2 separate regions of the Homo sapiens genome follow, and region 2 is linked to region 1. Evidence: read pairs that join two places in POLR2A ChIA-PET (ENCODE). Cell type or tissue: MCF 10A. All regions are shown on one strand. Each heading gives the region's core, and the rest is flanking DNA. Links, peaks and the distances in the headings are about the cores only.

What was found. ChIA-PET counts read pairs that join two places held together with the same protein. Peaks named below come from ENCODE experiments on the same cell type or tissue, not always from the same donor. Only the 100,000 strongest peaks of a DNase experiment are listed, where the experiment ranks them.
Region 2: POLR2A ChIA-PET joins it to region 1 with 14 read pairs; 4 of 35 experiments call an interaction of 5 or more read pairs at or near these places.

Annotation. Positions count from the first base shown.
Region 1 is chr22:45,532,815-45,541,143 of GRCh38, reverse strand. FBLN1 (fibulin 1) reads right to left here. Exons shown (of 17, transcript NM_006486.3): 6 at 7,980-8,081; 7 at 7,246-7,383; 8 at 5,807-5,944. Among named protein-coding and RNA genes, the nearest start is that of FBLN1, 34 kb to the right of the region's middle. In MCF 10A, for the core only: no CTCF peak of the experiment used is centred there; DNase peaks (open chromatin) are centred at 2,763 and 3,253.
Region 2 is chr22:45,437,198-45,445,526 of GRCh38, reverse strand. No RefSeq gene overlaps it. Among named protein-coding and RNA genes, the nearest start is that of RIBC2, 28 kb to the right of the region's middle. RefSeq lists an enhancer at 2,614-3,176. In MCF 10A, for the core only: a CTCF peak has its summit at 4,161 (motif pointing left); a DNase peak (open chromatin) is centred at 4,146.

The DNA.
Region 1 (8,329 bases), core at 135-8,134:
TTCCCACCTCTTTGCAAAACCACAAATGGAGGGGCTCAACCCCCTCACTCTGGACCACACAGCCGCCTCCCAGCTGGCTCCCAAATTTTATCACTGCATACCGCCTCAAACACCACCTCTCTGGCCCTTCTTCCTGTCCCTAAATCTCCAGCACCTCCATCGTTCGCTGCGCCAAATCGGGACCTGCCTGCCTGGCTTCTCCTGCATTCATCTACTCCACACACTGGGCACGGTATTAAGGAGACAGGTGACTGTCCACGTGGTGCCAGCAACTCTGACTCCCAGCAAGGCTCTAGGCCCCTCCGATGACTGGGCTTCACAGGGCCTATGCTGAGCCAGGCCCACCCGGGAGGTGCCATGGCTCCCTGAGCTCACTGCACGGCAGTCTCCTTCCTTGAGTGGACACATCTCTGACATGGGGACCGTGGGGCATTTACCTTTGATGACATACAATGAGCAAGTGTGAACCCATGAATGGTCCAGGAGGGCCATGCTACACAGGGATACCCTCCTTCTGCTCAAATTCGGAGGAAGAATACACAGATTGCACTTCCTGATAGAGGGAGTGGAAAAGGACCTAAGCATCTAAACATCACCTTGGAGAACCTTGCTCAGACACTTACAAAGCATCTGGTATGGGGGAACAAAGAGAGGGAGTGATGGTGGAAGACCCCTGAGCGTAAGTCAGAAAGGAGGACAGCTGTACCCCTCTCCCTGCCAGCCAAGTCCACCCTCCTCAGTCAAATGAGTCAGCCCTTCGCGCTGACCGTGCAGCAATTTACAGTTTACAAAAGCTTTTACATCCATGACCGCTCTCGAGCACCACAGCCAGCCTGCAAGTGAGGTGAGGCCGGTATCACTATCATTACTGCCTGCACTTTATAAACAGGAAACCAAGGTCCGGAGACTGAATGACTCTGGGCTCATGGCTGAAGTCAGGGGCCAACCAGGGCCTAGGTCTAGAATCAGGGTCTCCTGCTTTCCAGCTCCCTTAAATCAGTGGCCAGCAAATGATGGCCCTTGGTTCAAACCCGGCTTACACCTGCTTTTGTAAATAAAGTTTTATTAGCGTGCAACCAGGCCCACTCTGTTATGCATTGCTCAGGGGTGCTTTTACACTGCAAAAGGCAGAGTTGAGTGGTTGCCACAGAGACTGAAGTTGTTAGTTACCATCTAGCCCTTTAGAGAAACAGCTGGGTGGCCCCTGCCCTGTAACACGAATAAATGCAGCGTTTAGCAGAGCGGTGGCTGCCTTCCCACTGGCGCTGCAGGTTCCTCACTCAGACTAGATTCCCCAAACTCTGTTCCACAGAACAACAGTGTCCCTCAGAACATCGTGCACTCCACAGGGGTAAGACCTGGCTATCAATGAATGAATGAATGGGAATGAATAAACAGACAGCAAATCAATGTAAAGCATAGGGTGAGTTTGGGAACAGGGCACCCGATCTCTCCCTCTCAGGGATTCACATGGGAAAAGCCCAAGCTACCAAGGTCCCCGTTCACTTGGCTTCACCCAGTGCTTCCTAGATTCAGTGGAACCCCTTCCTGCCCCAGGACCTGCCGACATCCCCAGGCAAGGTCAGCCAGGGCACGTGGGAAGCCCTGGCCCATTCCTTCCTCCCCACTCAAGAAGAAAGGCAGAGGCTGGGCGTGGTGGCTCACGCCTGCAATCCCAGCACTTTGGGAAGCCGAGGGGTGGATCACCTGAGGTCAAGAGCTCGAGACCAACCTGGCCAACACGGCAAAACCCCATCTCTACTGAAAATACAAAAATTAGCCAGGCATGGTTGTGGGCACCTGTAATCCCAGCTACTTGGGAGGCTGAGACAGGAGAACTGCTTGAACCCAGCAGGGTGGAGGTTGCAGTGAGCCAAGATTGCACCACTGCACTCCAGCCTGGGTGACAGTGAGACTGTCTCAAAAAAAAAAAAAAAAGAAGAAAAGAAGGAGGGAAAGGGGGAGGCGGGGAGGGAGAGAAGGGGAAGGGAAGGAGGGGGAGGAGGGAAGTGGGAGGGGAGGGGGAGGGGAAGAGGAGAAGGGAGGGGGAGGATGGGAGGGGGAAGAGGAGGAGGAGAAGGAGAAAGGAATACAGCAGCAGGAGGAGGGAATTTGAAGAAAAGAGCAAAGAAAACCCGACAAAGCCATGCTGGTCTCAAAGCCCTCGGTGACCCAACCTTAAGGTTCTAGAAAATTCTCCATGCATGATAGGGGCAGAGACCTCCACTTTCTGGGACCCTGACCCATCCCTTGTACTAGCTCTGCAGGAAGAGCTCTTCTGCTACAGGCAGGAGGCTCGGATGGGCTCTTGGGGCCCCAGGATGGTTCTAGGAGCTCCAGGAAGATGGATTCTGGCTACACAAGGAAATCAACGCTTCCCACCACGGACCATGCTGTTCCTGGGTGAGGGAGCGGGTACCATGGGCAGAGGTGTGGGAGCAGAGGACCCAGGGTGCGTGCTGGGGGACCAGGACCTGACATAGAACCTTTTCAGCCCTCTCCCAGACGGCCTGAAACTACCTTCTATCTTGATGTATTTTCTCCTTAGAAAGACGTATTTCTGCTGATGCAGTCATTTTTAAAAAGATAACATAAAGGTGCTGACATGAAATGATTTCTAAATACCCTGTCAAGTGGGGGGGAAAAGCAAGTGGCAGAACAGTCTGATCCCATTTTCATAAAAAAACAAAAAGTCTCAAGGGAGCAGAGCCCAGAAGGGCTCATGGACCCTGCCAAGAGGCGGGCAGGATTGGCCAGGGGAGGAGCGTTTACTTCCTACACTTAGGTTTTGTTTGCTGATTTATAAGTCAAGACATACATAATTTTTGAAATAAATAGAGATCTTTTAAAACAATGATTCCTGAGCTTGATTGCAAGGATTGAGAGCACATGAAAAGGGGAACCCCATCCTCATCCCAGCATCCCAAGCTAAGGGGACCCTGAGGGAGCTGAACATTTGGCTTTCGATGCTGTCACTGAGGACCCAGGGAGATGGCACGGAACAGCTCAGTGCCGCCAGGCTGGCCTTCAGCCCACAGCCTGCTTGCCAGTCCTGGAAGGACAGTAAGGGGACGGCTCCCGAGCCTCAGCCCATACACAGTGCTGCACCCTGTAGAGAGGAAAGTCAGGGCTAGGTTGAGACTTGCAAACATTGCCTCTTTGTGGAAATCGGGGCTGATTTTGCCATGAGTCAGGGTTTCCATCCTCAGTCGACGCCAGCCTCCTCCGGACCCCCCTTTGAGCAGGCTGCAAGTCTGAGCAGGACTATCCTCCCCGCTGGTCCCGGAGAGCCCATGGCTTCCCTGCTCACCACCCCCTGCGCTGAGCGAAAACCACCCCTCCCTGCTGGCAAGGGACTGGCGAGGGGCCAACTGGCAGCTGAGCCACAGCGCCCCAGCTCAGAAGTCTCCCCCAGGGGATGACAGGGAAGCTGTAACAGAGGAAGGCTGGGGCGGGTTTCAGACGAGGCCCCTGTCCTAAGGGCTCACTGTTCCACTTGTCTTTTTATCTTTTTTTTTTTTTTTGACACAGAGTCTTGCTCTGTTGTCCAGGCTGGAGTGCAGTGGCACGATCTTGGCTCACTACAACCTCCACCTCCTGGGTTCAAGCGATTCTCCTGCCTCAGCATCTTGAGTAGCTGGGATTACAAGGTGCCCACCACCACACCCGGCTAATTTTTGTATTTTTAGTAGAGACGGGGTTTCACCATATTGGTCAGGCTGGTCTCGAACTCCTGACCTCAAGTGATCCACCCGCCTTGGCCTCCCAAAGTACCAGAATTACAGGCGTGAGTCACTGTGCCCGGCCACATCCACTTATCTTTAAATATCTCAGTGGTTAAAAATAATGCAGTGGGGGAAGAGCTCTCTCTCCAAACCACTATTTCAAATAAATGATCAATACAGATTTCGCTAAGGAAAAGTTGAAATCGAAGCAAGATGGAAATGTATACCCCCTTGCTCATGGCAGGGGAGAGGTGATGGGGCCACCCCAGGTGGGGAGGTTCTGACTAGTGTGATCTGTAGCTCGGATTCCTCACCTCTTCTCCTAAAAAGTCTCTCTGACCTCAAAGGCAGGACCCAGGGGCGTCTGCCAAGCAGAGGCCGAGGGAGAGCCGGTGGATCAGGACTTAAGCGCTGACTGCAGCGGCCTAGCCAGGCAGTTAACCTGACAACGGCTGGGGAAAGCAGGACTCACCTCCTGTCTTTCCAGAACCAGTAACCCAGGCCGGCCAGCTCCCCGGCCGCACCCCACACAGCTCCTCTAGCGTGAGCGGTCTTGCCCAGGCCTCCTAAATTCATACTAAGTTCACATGGGATTCTCTCTTTTCATATTAGTATTTCTCTGATATCAGCAATTTCTTTTTTTTTTTCTTTTTTGAGATGGAGTCTCACTCTGTCACCCAGGCTGGAGTACAGTGGCGTGATCTCAGCTCACTGCAACCTCTGCCTCCCAGGCTCAAGCGATTCTGCTGCCTCAGCCTCCTAAGCAGCTGGGATTACAGGCGCCCATCACTACGCCCAGCTAATTTTTGTATTTTTAGTAGAGATGGGGTTTCACTATATTGGTCAGGCTGGTCTCAAACTCCTGACCTCAGGTGATCCACCCTCCTCGGCCTCCCAAAGTGCTGGGATTACAAGTGTGAGCCACCGTGCCTGGCCAGAGTTTCTTTTCTCATTGTGGTGAACTACATGTGAACTACAAATTTTATGTAACACAAAATCTGCCATCGTAACCATTTTAAGTAGACGGTTCAGGGGCATTACTGCATTCACACTGTCGTGCCACCATCACCCCCATCCATCTCCAGAACTTTTTCATCTTCTCAAACTGAAACTCTGCGCCCAGGAAACACTCACTCCCCATCCCCCACCCTGCCCAGCCCCGGCACCTTCCATTCTACTTTCTGTCTCTATGAATTCAAATACTAACACAGACTGTTTTTTATTTTTATATTTTATTTTATTTTTGAGACAGGGTCTTGCTCTGTTGCCCAGACTGGAGTGCAGTAGCACGATCACAGCTCACTGCAGCCTCGACCTCCCTGCTCAAGGGATCCTCCCACCTCAGCCTCCCAAGTAGCTGGGACTGTAGGCATGCGCCACTACACCCAGCTAATTTTTTGTAGTGATGGGGTCTCGCTATATTGCCCAGGCTGGCCTCAAAAACCTGGGCTCAAGCAATCCTCCTGCCTTGGCCTCCCAAAGTGCTAGGATTACAGGCGTGACCCACTGTGCCCAGCCAAGTATTTTTTAAAATAATTTTTTAATAGGCTAAATGCCTGTGGCAGGGAATCACCACTCACCGAGTGCTTCCTGTGTACCAGTACTTCGCAAGTACTCGCCTAATCCTGGCCTCAAGTCTCTAAGCCAGGTATTATGATTACTCCCATTTTATAGAGGAAAAAATTAAAGCTCAGAAGTAATTTTCTTGGGTCACTCTAACTCCAAAACCCAAGCTCTTTAATCTAAACCCAGATCAGCAAACTGTGGTCCTTGGGCCAAATCCAGCCTACTGCCTATTTTTGTAAATAAAGTTTTATTGGAACACAGCCACACCCATTTGTTTACAGATGGCCCTTGGCCGCTTTAGACTATAACAGCAGAGTTGACTATTATGACAGAGACCATATGGCCCACAACGGCTAAAGTATTTGCTCTATTTGCTGTCCAGCCCTTTACACAAAAAGTTTGCCAACCCCTGTTCTGTATACCATGCGGCCCCGCAGATTCTAGAGGCCTGCCCCAAGGCTAGGTCGCTGGCCCCTCCTGGAATAACCCGCTAATCCTGGCGGCACACCTCTTACCAATACAGTTGCCTAGAGCATCTTGTATAAAGCCACTCTTGCACTGTAGCTTGGGTCGGCAGCGGAAGGATCCCAGAGTATTCTGACAGATAAAATCGGGGAGGCAGTTATGAATACCACTCTCACACTCGTCAATATCTGGTACATCATAAAAAAAGGAAATTGTTAGCAAGAGTCCTGCCAGAAGCATCTTACAACACTTTAAAATCACAAGAAAGCTTTTTTCTAATGCGCATTACTCAGACTATAACCCAAAACATTCTAATAGAGAAATCATACACAAAAAAGACTTCACTGAGCCAAATCGTGCTCCAGTTGCTAAAGACTTAAAAAGCTGACTTTTTTTCCCAAGGCTCTTATGAGGCAAACTGTCTGTTATAATAAATCACCCTGGCATTTTCCTGGCAGGTATATATATATTAGTATTCATTCAGGCTAAGTGTATGTTTAGTTTAGATCATAAAGCAATTATCTTAGTGGCAACAAACACAGTCTCTATAAACATATCCATTCTGAAGTCTTCACAATAATCCAGATATTAACAAGGGTTACAGTCATGATGGGATGTGATGGGCTGCCCTTCCCTTGAAGTTCATGGCTGTCAAATGGTCAAATGTGTATACTCAGCTGGCTTGGCCACTGGGCTCTAGGGGTCCAAACCACCCAGCTGGTGTGTGGGGGTGGGGAGGACAGAATTTGCTCTGTGGCCCTCAGATGTCAGAAGGGGTGTGCCATGCTTTGAAGTCACTCTCATGATACAGTGAGTGACATTTTTACACAAGTGGATTTGTCCTTCTGAAAGGCTTGAAACCCTCTGCAAAACTGTGTTCTAAACGATCCTCATCAGAGCCTCCCCATCTGCCAAATAACACCTAAGGCTTGGCGGGGAAAGGCTGGCAGCCAGAAATGCCATGTGTTTATGCAGTGGAAGGGGATATGCTTTGAACTTCAAGGAAGCCTGGATTTGGATGGAAGGCAGCTGTTGTGCAAAAACAGTTGTGGGATTTTTGTTTTTGCTTTTTTTTTTTTTTTTTTTTTTTTTTTTGTAGAAAGTACATGTGAGAACCTGAAATTCATCCCTGGTCTTGATTTTAAATAGTCATGCACTGAGCCTTTTTAGAAACCCAAATCTGCCATCGTTTACTCTGCACCATAAGAACGTAAATCTTTCCTAACAGCTGAACTAGCTGGCACCGGTGCACTACTGTCAACTTTTTCAATGTTCTGAACATTATTGGCAAGCACTTTCACCTTCCATCCCACCTGTCCAGACACCCTGGTGGGTATAACCACCTCCCTCCTGCAGATGAGCAGGCAGTCGCCCAGGCAGCCACAGAGGGCGCAGGACTGCGGGAGCCCAGACCCCAGAGCTGCCCTTCCCACCGCGCCGTATCTACGCCTGGAAGACCAGGTTTGCAGACTCGGAGCGCATGCTGTACCTTTGCAGCTATTGTCCTCTGTGAGCTCATAGCCAGTCCCGCAGCTGCTGTCCCGCTGGCAGCGGAAAGAGCCCACTGTGTTGATGCAGGATTCTCCAAGCCGGCAGCTGTGGCTGCCCGTGATGCATTCATTGACATCTAGGAGAGACCGAGGCAGTGCGGGGGTGACCAGCAAGAACGACCCATCCTAATACATCCTAGAAAGGAATGTGCCAAAGCCACGGTGGAAGTGCTTCCCTGCACCCTCGCAAACTGAGCTCAGGTCCACCATGTGCACATCCGGGCTGTGGACTGCACGGAGTCGAAAGCAGTGATTTCTCTCCCCTGCTAACGTTCATATCTACTGCTTTTTCTGAGACTGTAGTTATGTGGTCCTCAAGAACCCCACGGAGGGGCAGCATCTTCTCCATCTCCCCCATCTCACAGACGCGGGGGCCAGGAGAGGCTGAAGGATGTGCCCAAGGCCACTCAGCAGATCCTGGATCCGGAACCTGGTTAGACCCCAACTCCATCCTCTTTCCCAACCCCAGTGCTTATATTGTCTTGGAGGGAAGTCTCGGCAGGGGCCTCTGCGCTGCAAACTCCAGCGAACACGAGAAAGCGCGTCCTGGGCTGCTCTCCACCCCTGAATGGGGTCTGGGTTGTAGAAGGCAGGCCCTGGTCAGTCCTCCAGCACAGAGCTCCCAAGCACAGTGACCGGCCAGTCCTGCTGGCACCTGGGATAGGGACATTACCTTCACAGGAGACACCATCAGACAGCAGCTGGTAGCCCACGAAGCAGGAGCAGACCACCTCGTCACCCGTGTCTCGGCACTGCTGCTTGCAGGGCCCGCCTCCTGGAAGCACAGCGTGCATGAGCCAGGGATGGACGCACCCAGGCACCGCCTGGTTTCTAGCTCCGTTCAGGCTGGGTCATAGAAAACGCCCTCTGGGCAGACGAACCCAGGAAGGCAGGCTGACCTGGCTGGAGCCCACCTGCTGCCCTACTGGGAGACCCCCAGGCTCTGGCTCTGGACACCCCCCAGGGGCTGCTGCTTCAGGTCCCAACCTCCCCGTCTGGAAAATCAGGTGGTGTGCAGGGTGC
Region 2 (8,329 bases), core at 259-8,258, 96 kb after region 1:
TGCCACTTTCCTGGCGTCCAGGCTTGGCTGATCACGCTCTCCGACAGCCTGGGCCATGATTCGGGTGCCACTGTGGGGTCACGCTGCCTGTGCCCCCTAGGGCTCACAGAGATACTAGCCTTTGGATTCCAGTGCCCTCCCCCAGACCTCCAACAGACCCCACAGAGCTGAGCCCCAGCTCTCTTCATTATCAGTCACTCCATTATAACTAGGACACGTACGTCTGTGTGCCTGGACTGTCACTGCCCCTAGGATGAGATTTTCCAGGCAGCAACTCCATCATCACACAAAGAGGTCTCTGGAGGATCCACATTCCTTGCTGTCTAGACCTGTCCTGAGTATGCCTGAACCCTGGGTGTTCAGGTTCAGGCTGTGAAACTCACGCCCACAGTTCACCAATTCATGCAACAAATATGGCATGATCTCGGCTCACGGCAACCTCTGTCTCCCAGGTTCAAGCAATTCTCCTGGCTCAGCCTCCCGAGTAGTTGGGATTACAGGTGCCAGCCACCATGCCCACCTAATTTTTTTTTTTTTTTGTATTTTTAGTAGAGATGGGGTTTCACTATGTTGGCCAGGCTGGTCTCGAACTCCTGACCTCAGATGATCCACCCACCTCGGCCTCCCAAAGTGTTGGGATTACAGGCGTGAGCCACCGTGGCTGGCCAGATTTGTTTTATATTTTGAAGTCTTACCAACAGGATTTGCTGATAGATTGAGAGAGAGAGAGCCCAACGATGGATCCAAACTCTCTGGCCTGAGCAATTGGAAGCATTGGGGTTTCCATAGCCTAAGACAGGGAAGACTTTGGAGGGACAGGTGTGGGTAGAGGGAAACCAGTTCTGTTCAGATGCCTTCATGTTGACTGCCTGCTTGTTAGACATCCCAGTAAAGCTATCAAGTCGACATTTGGGTACCAAGCCTGGAACTCACAGCAGAGGTCAAGCTAGAGAAATACACTAGAGTGTTGTCACCTGTCTTCCCCTCCTGGAGCTCTGCTGACTGTCTCCTTGCAGGCATTCTGTCAGAGGTAGCTGGGACTTTAGAACTGGGCACAATTCCTGGCTCCATCTTGAACTGGCTCTGGGACCTTGGGAAAGTGAGTTCCCCTCTCTAGCCCTTAGTTCTTGTGAAAGGAAAATCGCAGGACTCCAAAATCGCAAAGTCAAGGGGAAAAGTCAAGCTGGGAACTGCATCACGCAAACTTGCCTCCCATTTTCTTCCTAGATAAGATAGCTACAAAGATAAACAAGCTGCATACCTCCCTCCCAATTTGCCCACAAGGAAATTCCTTGTGGGCCTCAGGATCTTTACCCTAAAACAGTTCTGTTGAATTTCACCCTGGCAATGTAAATTGATAGCTTATCTTCACAGATGTGGGACAAAGGACAGAACTCACCATCAGGCCTCTGCCCACCTGAGACAAATGCATATATGATTGCTTGATTGCTTCCTCTGCCCTATTGTTTATGTGAAAATGCAGATTCACTGAGCCAGACTAGGGCACACAGGACTACTCCTCTACCCTCTGCTCACATGGAAATTGTGTATTCAGTGAAAGGCTGATCAAAGACTCAAAAGGATGCACCCATTTATCTTTTATATGCCTATGACCTGGAAATCCCTGCTTCCAGTTGTCCTGCGTTTCCAAACTGAAGCAATGTACATCTTACACATATTGATTCATGCCTCATGTCTCCCAAAAATGTGTAAAAGCAAGCTATACCACAACCTCCTTGGGCACATGTCAGCAGGACCTCCTGAGGCTGTGTCACAGACACGTCCTTAACCTTGGCAAAATAAACTTTCTTTCCTTTTTTTTTTTTTTGGGAGACAGAGTTTCGCTCTTGTTGCCCAGGCTGGAGTGCAGTGGCATGATCTTGGCTCACTGCAACCTCTGCCTCCCAGGTTCAAGTGATTCTCCTGCCTCAGCCTCCCAAGTAGCTGGGACTACAGGCACCTGCCACCATGCCCAGCTAATTTTGTCTTTTTAGTAGAGACGAGGTTTCACCATGTTGGCCAGGCTGGTCTTGAACTCGTAACCTCAGGTGATCTGCCTGCCTCAGCCTCCCAAAGTGCTGGGATTACAGGCACGAGCCACCAAGCCCAGGTACAAAATAAACTTTCTAAATGGATTGAGACTTGTCTTAGGTACTTTGTGTTCACATTCCTCATCCTCATTGGGGATATGAAACTGGTAACACTTCTTGTAGCCTCCTGCAGGTTTTTTTTTTTTTTTTTTTTTGAGACGGAGTTTTGCTCTTGTTGCCCAGGCTGGAGTGCAAAGGTGCAATCTCAGCTTACCGCAACCTCCGCCTCCTGGGTTCAAGCAATTCTCCTGCCTCAGCCTCCCGAGTAGCTGGAATTACAGGCATGCTCCACTACACCTGGCTAATTTTGTATTTTTAGTAGAGATGGGGTTTCTCTATGTTGGTCAGGCTGGTCTCGAACTCCTGACCTCAGGTGATCTACCCGCCTCGGCCTCCCAAAAGTGCTGGGATCACAGGCGTGAGCCATCGCACCCGGCAGCCTCCTGCAGATTTTAAGAAGCTCAGCTCTGTGGCATCAGCACACACGGGCTCAGCAAGCAGCAGCCATGTACACCATCAGCATATTTTGCTGGACATGTTTATTGGTGCTGCAAGCCCACCGCCCTTTTTGCCTCTGAATATACTATGAGCCGACTCTCCCCATGCGAGGATGGGGCCAGGGAGTGGGCCTTGACCTAGGGACTGTCCATCTGAAAAGACGACCAGGTCCCATAGGCCCCCTGGTCACGAATTTGAGCTGGGAATGAGGAGGCTGGGCCAGTGGGGCTGGGAGGGGTGGCAGTGCTGGAACTGAAAGGCCGTTTTAGGGCCAGTTACCAGATGGGCAGCTGAGGACACTGAGTGGCTTTGGGTGAGAGACTCTGTGGCTGAGTCCTGTCCTCAGGCTCTGCCAGGTTCCAAGGGATATCCAGGTAACAAAGTCACATTTGTCAGCTCCAGAGCCCCGGGGAAAACCTTCAGGGGCGATTAATTCACAGATCAGCCTGGTGTGGAGGAGATGGCCCTACCCACTTTTTTCTTCAATAGGCTCTGGAATGTTCTATCCCCAACAATTGTGGACAATGAGGCTGGAGTCTTTTCTGACACTGTTAGAACAAGTGTGTTTGGAGAGCTTTCTGGAACGTCTGGTGAAAAGAAAAGACCCACTGACTCGCAGACATTCCATCTGCCCTCATTCCCATTCCTGTTTACTTCTGGGGGCCATGCTGGGGGTTGGCCCCAGGGACTTTGGATTCATCTTTCATTCGCTGGAAGAAGAAAGGAAGGCAGACCTTCCAGACTCAGTAGATGAAACTGACTTTGCCAGGTCTGGGCAGAGAGCAAGTGAGGTTCGAAGATGGGGGAGCATGAATCTGGGGGTGGGCTGGATGAGGTGGTGGGTGGGGGAGGATCAAGGCCTTTACTTGGTCGGGGCAAGCACAGATGAAGCCCCACCTGGCAACTACCTACTCTGTGTCACTCACAGCCTCATTCTCACTCGGCATCCTCCAGCTTCTTTTCACCACTCTCTTAACATCACGTGGGCACAATCCATATGGTTGAAAAGATGCCTCTTGCTGGGCGCGGTGGCTCATGCCTGTAATCCCAGCACTTTGGGAGGCCGAGTCAGGTGGATCACGAGGTCAGGAGATCAAGACCATTGTGGCTAACGCGGTGAAACCCCGTCTCTACTAAAAATACAAAAAATTAGCTGGGTGTGGTGGTATGCGCCTGTAGTCCCAGCTACTTGGGAGGCTGAGGCAGAGGCAGGAGAATCGCTTGAACCCGGGAGGCGGAGGTTGCAGTGAGCCGAGATCGCACCACTGCACTCCAGCCTGGGTGGTGACAGAGCAAGACTCTGTCCCAAAAAAAAAAAAAAAAAAGAAAAGAAAAGAAAAGAAAAGGAAACATGTCTCTTTGGAAAAGGTGCTCTAGAGGCCCCTGCTCCATCCCCAACCTTCACCCCATGATCCCTCCTGTAACCAGGCTCAGGACGCTGCTCCACCCAGGAGCATGGGGACCTGTCACCTCATTGCACCAACATTCCAAAGTGGCTGTCGCTTCTGCAGAGGGAGACCCGGTGCAGGTGGAAACCAGATGGCCAGAGGCTATGCTGGGAGCACGAGAGATAGATGTGCCACCTGCTGGTGGACAGCTCTCCAGTAGACAGCAACAGCTCACTGCACATGAGAGAAGAGAGACAGACTCTCTCATATTGTTTTATCTTGTTTTATACTCAGAAAAGGAAAGAAAAGCGAAACGAAATGCAGGTAGCCCGGCGCCTAGGAACCAGACCCGAAACCAGGCCTGGGCCTGCCTGACCTAATCCTGGTAGTTAAAGATCGACCCTGACCTAACCGGTTATGTTATCTATAGATTCCAGACTTTGTATGGAAAGGCATTGCAAAAATCCCTGTCCTGTTCTGTTTCCTTCTGATTACCGGTGCATGCAGCCCCCAGTCATGTACCCCCTGCTTGCTCAATCGATCACGACCCTCTCGCGCGGACCCCCTTAGAGTTGTGAGCCCTTAAAAGGGACAGGAATTGCTCACTGGGGGAGCTCGGCTCTTGAGACAGGAGTCTTACCTGATGCTCCCGGCCGAAAGAACCACTTCCTTCTTTAACTCAGTGTCTGAGGAGTTTTGTCTGCGGCTCGTCCTGCTGCATGCATAACAGATGGTACCCGGTTTCTTAGGGGTCCTCCCTTTGCAGTCCTGTCAGGGGTAGGAGTGTGGTTGGGTTTTCTTTTTCTGTCCGTTTCCATCACTCCAAAAAGTAGCCTCATGCCTGTTTGCCATCAAACCCCCTCACCCTGTCCCAGGCAAGCACTGATGGAATAGTTATCCCAATTCTGGAACTCCCCATAGATAGAATTGTAAACTGTGAACTCCTTTGTATCTGTTACAATGTTTCTGATTATGATTTTTTTTTTTGAGACAGAATTTCGCTCTTGTCACCCAGGCTGGAGGGCAGTGGTGCGATCTTGGCTCACTGTAACCTCTGCCTCCCGGGTTCAAGCAATTCTCCTGCCTCAGCCTCCCAAGTAGCTGGTATTACAGGAACACCCCCCACCCCACCCCTCACCACCATGCCCAGCTAATTTTTTATTTTTATTTTTTATTTCATTTATTTATTTTTTTGAGATGGAGTCTTGCTCTGTTGCCCAGGCTGTAGCGCAGTGGCGTAATCTTGGCTCACTGCAACGTCCACCTCCCGGGTTCAAGCAATTCTCATGCCTCAGCCTCCTGAGTAGCTGGGAGTACAGGCACATGCCACCACGCCCGGCTAATTTTTTGTGTTTTTAGTAGCGATGGGGTTTCACCATGTTAGCCAGGTTGGTCTTGATCTCCTGACCTCGTGATCTGCCCCCTTGGCCTCCCAAAGTGCTGGGATTACAGGCCTGAGCCACTGCGCCCCGCCCTGATTATGATTTCTGATTCTGCCGTTTTGACGGGTATATCAGCAGTTTGTTTCTTTTCAGCTGTGAGTGATAGGAATATAACTTTTGTTTATCTGATCACCTGTTGATAGATATTTTGGTTGATCCAAGTTTGGTGCTATCATGAATAAAGATGCTATAAACATTTCTGTAAAGGTCTTTTTGTGATTTTTTGCTTGTTTTTTTGAGACAGAGTCTCACTCTGTACCCGAGGCTGGAATGAAGTGGCATGATCTCAGCTCACTGCAACATCCACCTCCCTGGTTCAAGTGATTCTCATGCCTCTGCCTCCTGAGTAGCTAGGACTACAGGTGTGCACCTCCACACCTGGCTAATTTTTGTATTTTTAGTAGAGTCAGGGTTTCACCATGTTGGCCAGGCTGGTCTCAAACTCCTGACCTCAGGTAATCCACCTGCCTCAGCCTCCCAAAGTTCTGAGATTACAGGCATGAGCCACTGTACCCGGCCTAAAATTTTTTAAATTTTTTGTAGAGACGAGGTCTCGCTATGTTGACCAGGCTGGTCCTGAACTCCTGACCTCGTGATCCACCTGCTTCGGTGTCCCAAAGTGCTGGGATTACAGGCGTGAGCTACCGCACCTGGCCTTATTTTTATGTTATTTATTTATTTTTATTTTTTATTTTTTGAGATGGAGTCTCACTCTGTTGCCCAGGCTGGAGTGCAGTGGCATGATTTCGGCTCACTGCAATCTCCACCTCCCAGGTTCATGCCATTCTCCTGCCTTAGCCCCCTGAGTAGCTGGGACAATAGGCACCCGACACCATGCCCGGCTAATTTTTTTGTATTTGTAGTAGAGATGGGGTTTCACCGTGTTAGCCAGGATGGTCTCAATCTCCTGACCTCGTGATCTGCCCACCTTGGCCTCCCAAAGTGCTGGGATTACAGGCGCGAGCCACAGCACCTGGCCTTATTTTTATTTTTGTAGACAGAGTCTTGCTGTGTTGCCCAGGTTGGAGTACAGTGGTGTGACCTCAGCTCACTGCAACCTCCGCTTCCCGGGCTCAAGAGATTCTCCTGCCTCAGCCTCCTGAGTAGCTGGGATTACAGGTGCGCACCATCATGCCTGGCTAGTTTGTATTTTTAGTAGAGACAGGGTTTCACCATGTTGGCCAGGCTGGTCTCAAACTCCTGACCTCAGGTCATCTTCCCACTTCGACCTCCCAAAGTGCTGGGATTACAGGCATGAGCCACCGTGCCTGGCCCCCTTCCCATTATTCTAAACATAAGAACTTGAACACAGAATAAAGAACCATGTGCAAATGACTCTATTTTTCTTCCTGTTTATCTTATGGCTTCATTTTAAAATGAATAGGCTATCTTTTAGAACAGTGTTAGGTTTACAAGAAAATTGAGTAACAAGTATAGAGGGTTCCCATATGCTCCCTTCCCATAGGCCCCTAGTTCCCCTATTATTAATGTCTCATGTTAGTGTGGTACATTTGTTACAATTGACTAGCCAACATTGACACATCATCATCACCCAGAGTTTATAATTTACATTAGGGGTCACCCTGTGTACATTCTGTGGATTTTGACAAATGTATAATGACATATACCCAAGGTTACAGCATCACACAGCAAAGTTTCACTGCCCTAAAAATCCTTGTGCTCTCTCTGCCTATTCATCCCTCCCTCCCCTCAGTCCCTGGCAACCACTGATGTTTTTACTGTTTCTATAGCTTTGCCTTTTTTGAAAAGTCAGGCTGGGTGCAGTGGCTCATGCCGTAATCCCAACACTTTGGGAGGCCAAGGTGGGTGGATCATCTGAGGTCAGGAGTTCAATACCAGCCTGGCCAACACAGTGAAACCCAACTCTACTAAAAATACAAAAATTAGACGGGCGTGGTGGTGCACGCCTGTAGTCCCAGCTACTTGGGAGGCTGAGGCAGGAGAATCGCTTGAACCTGGGAGGCGGAGGTTTCAGTGAGCCAAGACGGTGCCACTGCGCTCCAGGCTAGGCAACAGAGGGAGACTCCTCAAAAAAAAAAAAAAGTCATATGATTGGACTCATACAGTAGATAACCTTTGCAGATTGACTTCTTTCACCAAGCAATATGCATTTAAGCTTCTTCCACATTTTCTTGTGGCTTGATAGCTCTTTTCTTATTATTATATCTTATATTAATAAGACTCCATTGTCTGGAGGTACCACAGTGTTTTTATCCATTAACTTATTGAAGAACACGTTGCTTGCTTCCCGGTTTTGGCAATTATGAATACAGCTCCTGTAGACACCCATGTGCCAGACACAAGTGTGGACATACGTCATTTGGGCAAATACAAATGGCTTTTGAACGCTATTATTATAATTTTTCTGTGCTGTTTTGTTTTAGATGTGCCTTTTGTAAGTGGCGTATATATAACTAGAATTTTTAAAAGCCAGTCTGTGGAGAGCTAGTGTGTCCAGAACTGGTGGGTTCTTGGACTTCAAGAATGAAGCCGGGAACCCTCGCGGTGAGTGTTACAGCTCTTAAGGTGGCGCGTCTGGAGTTTGTTCCTTCTGATGTTCGGATGTGTTCGGAGTTTCTTCCTTCTGGTGGGTTTGTGGTCTCGCTTGCTCAGGAGTGAAGCTGCAGATCTTCGCGGTGAAGCAGTGTGGACCCAGAGAGTGAGCAGTAGCAAGATTTATTGCAAAGAGCAAAAGAACAAAGCTCCCACAGAGTGGAAGGGAACCCGAGCGGGTTACCACTGCTGGCTTGGGCAGCCTGCTTTTATTCTCTTATCTGGCCCCACCCACATCCTGCTGATTGGTAGAGCCCAGTGGCCTGTTTTGACAGGGCGCTGATTGGTGCGTTTACAATCCCTGAGCTAGATACAAAGGTTCTCCACGTCCCCATCA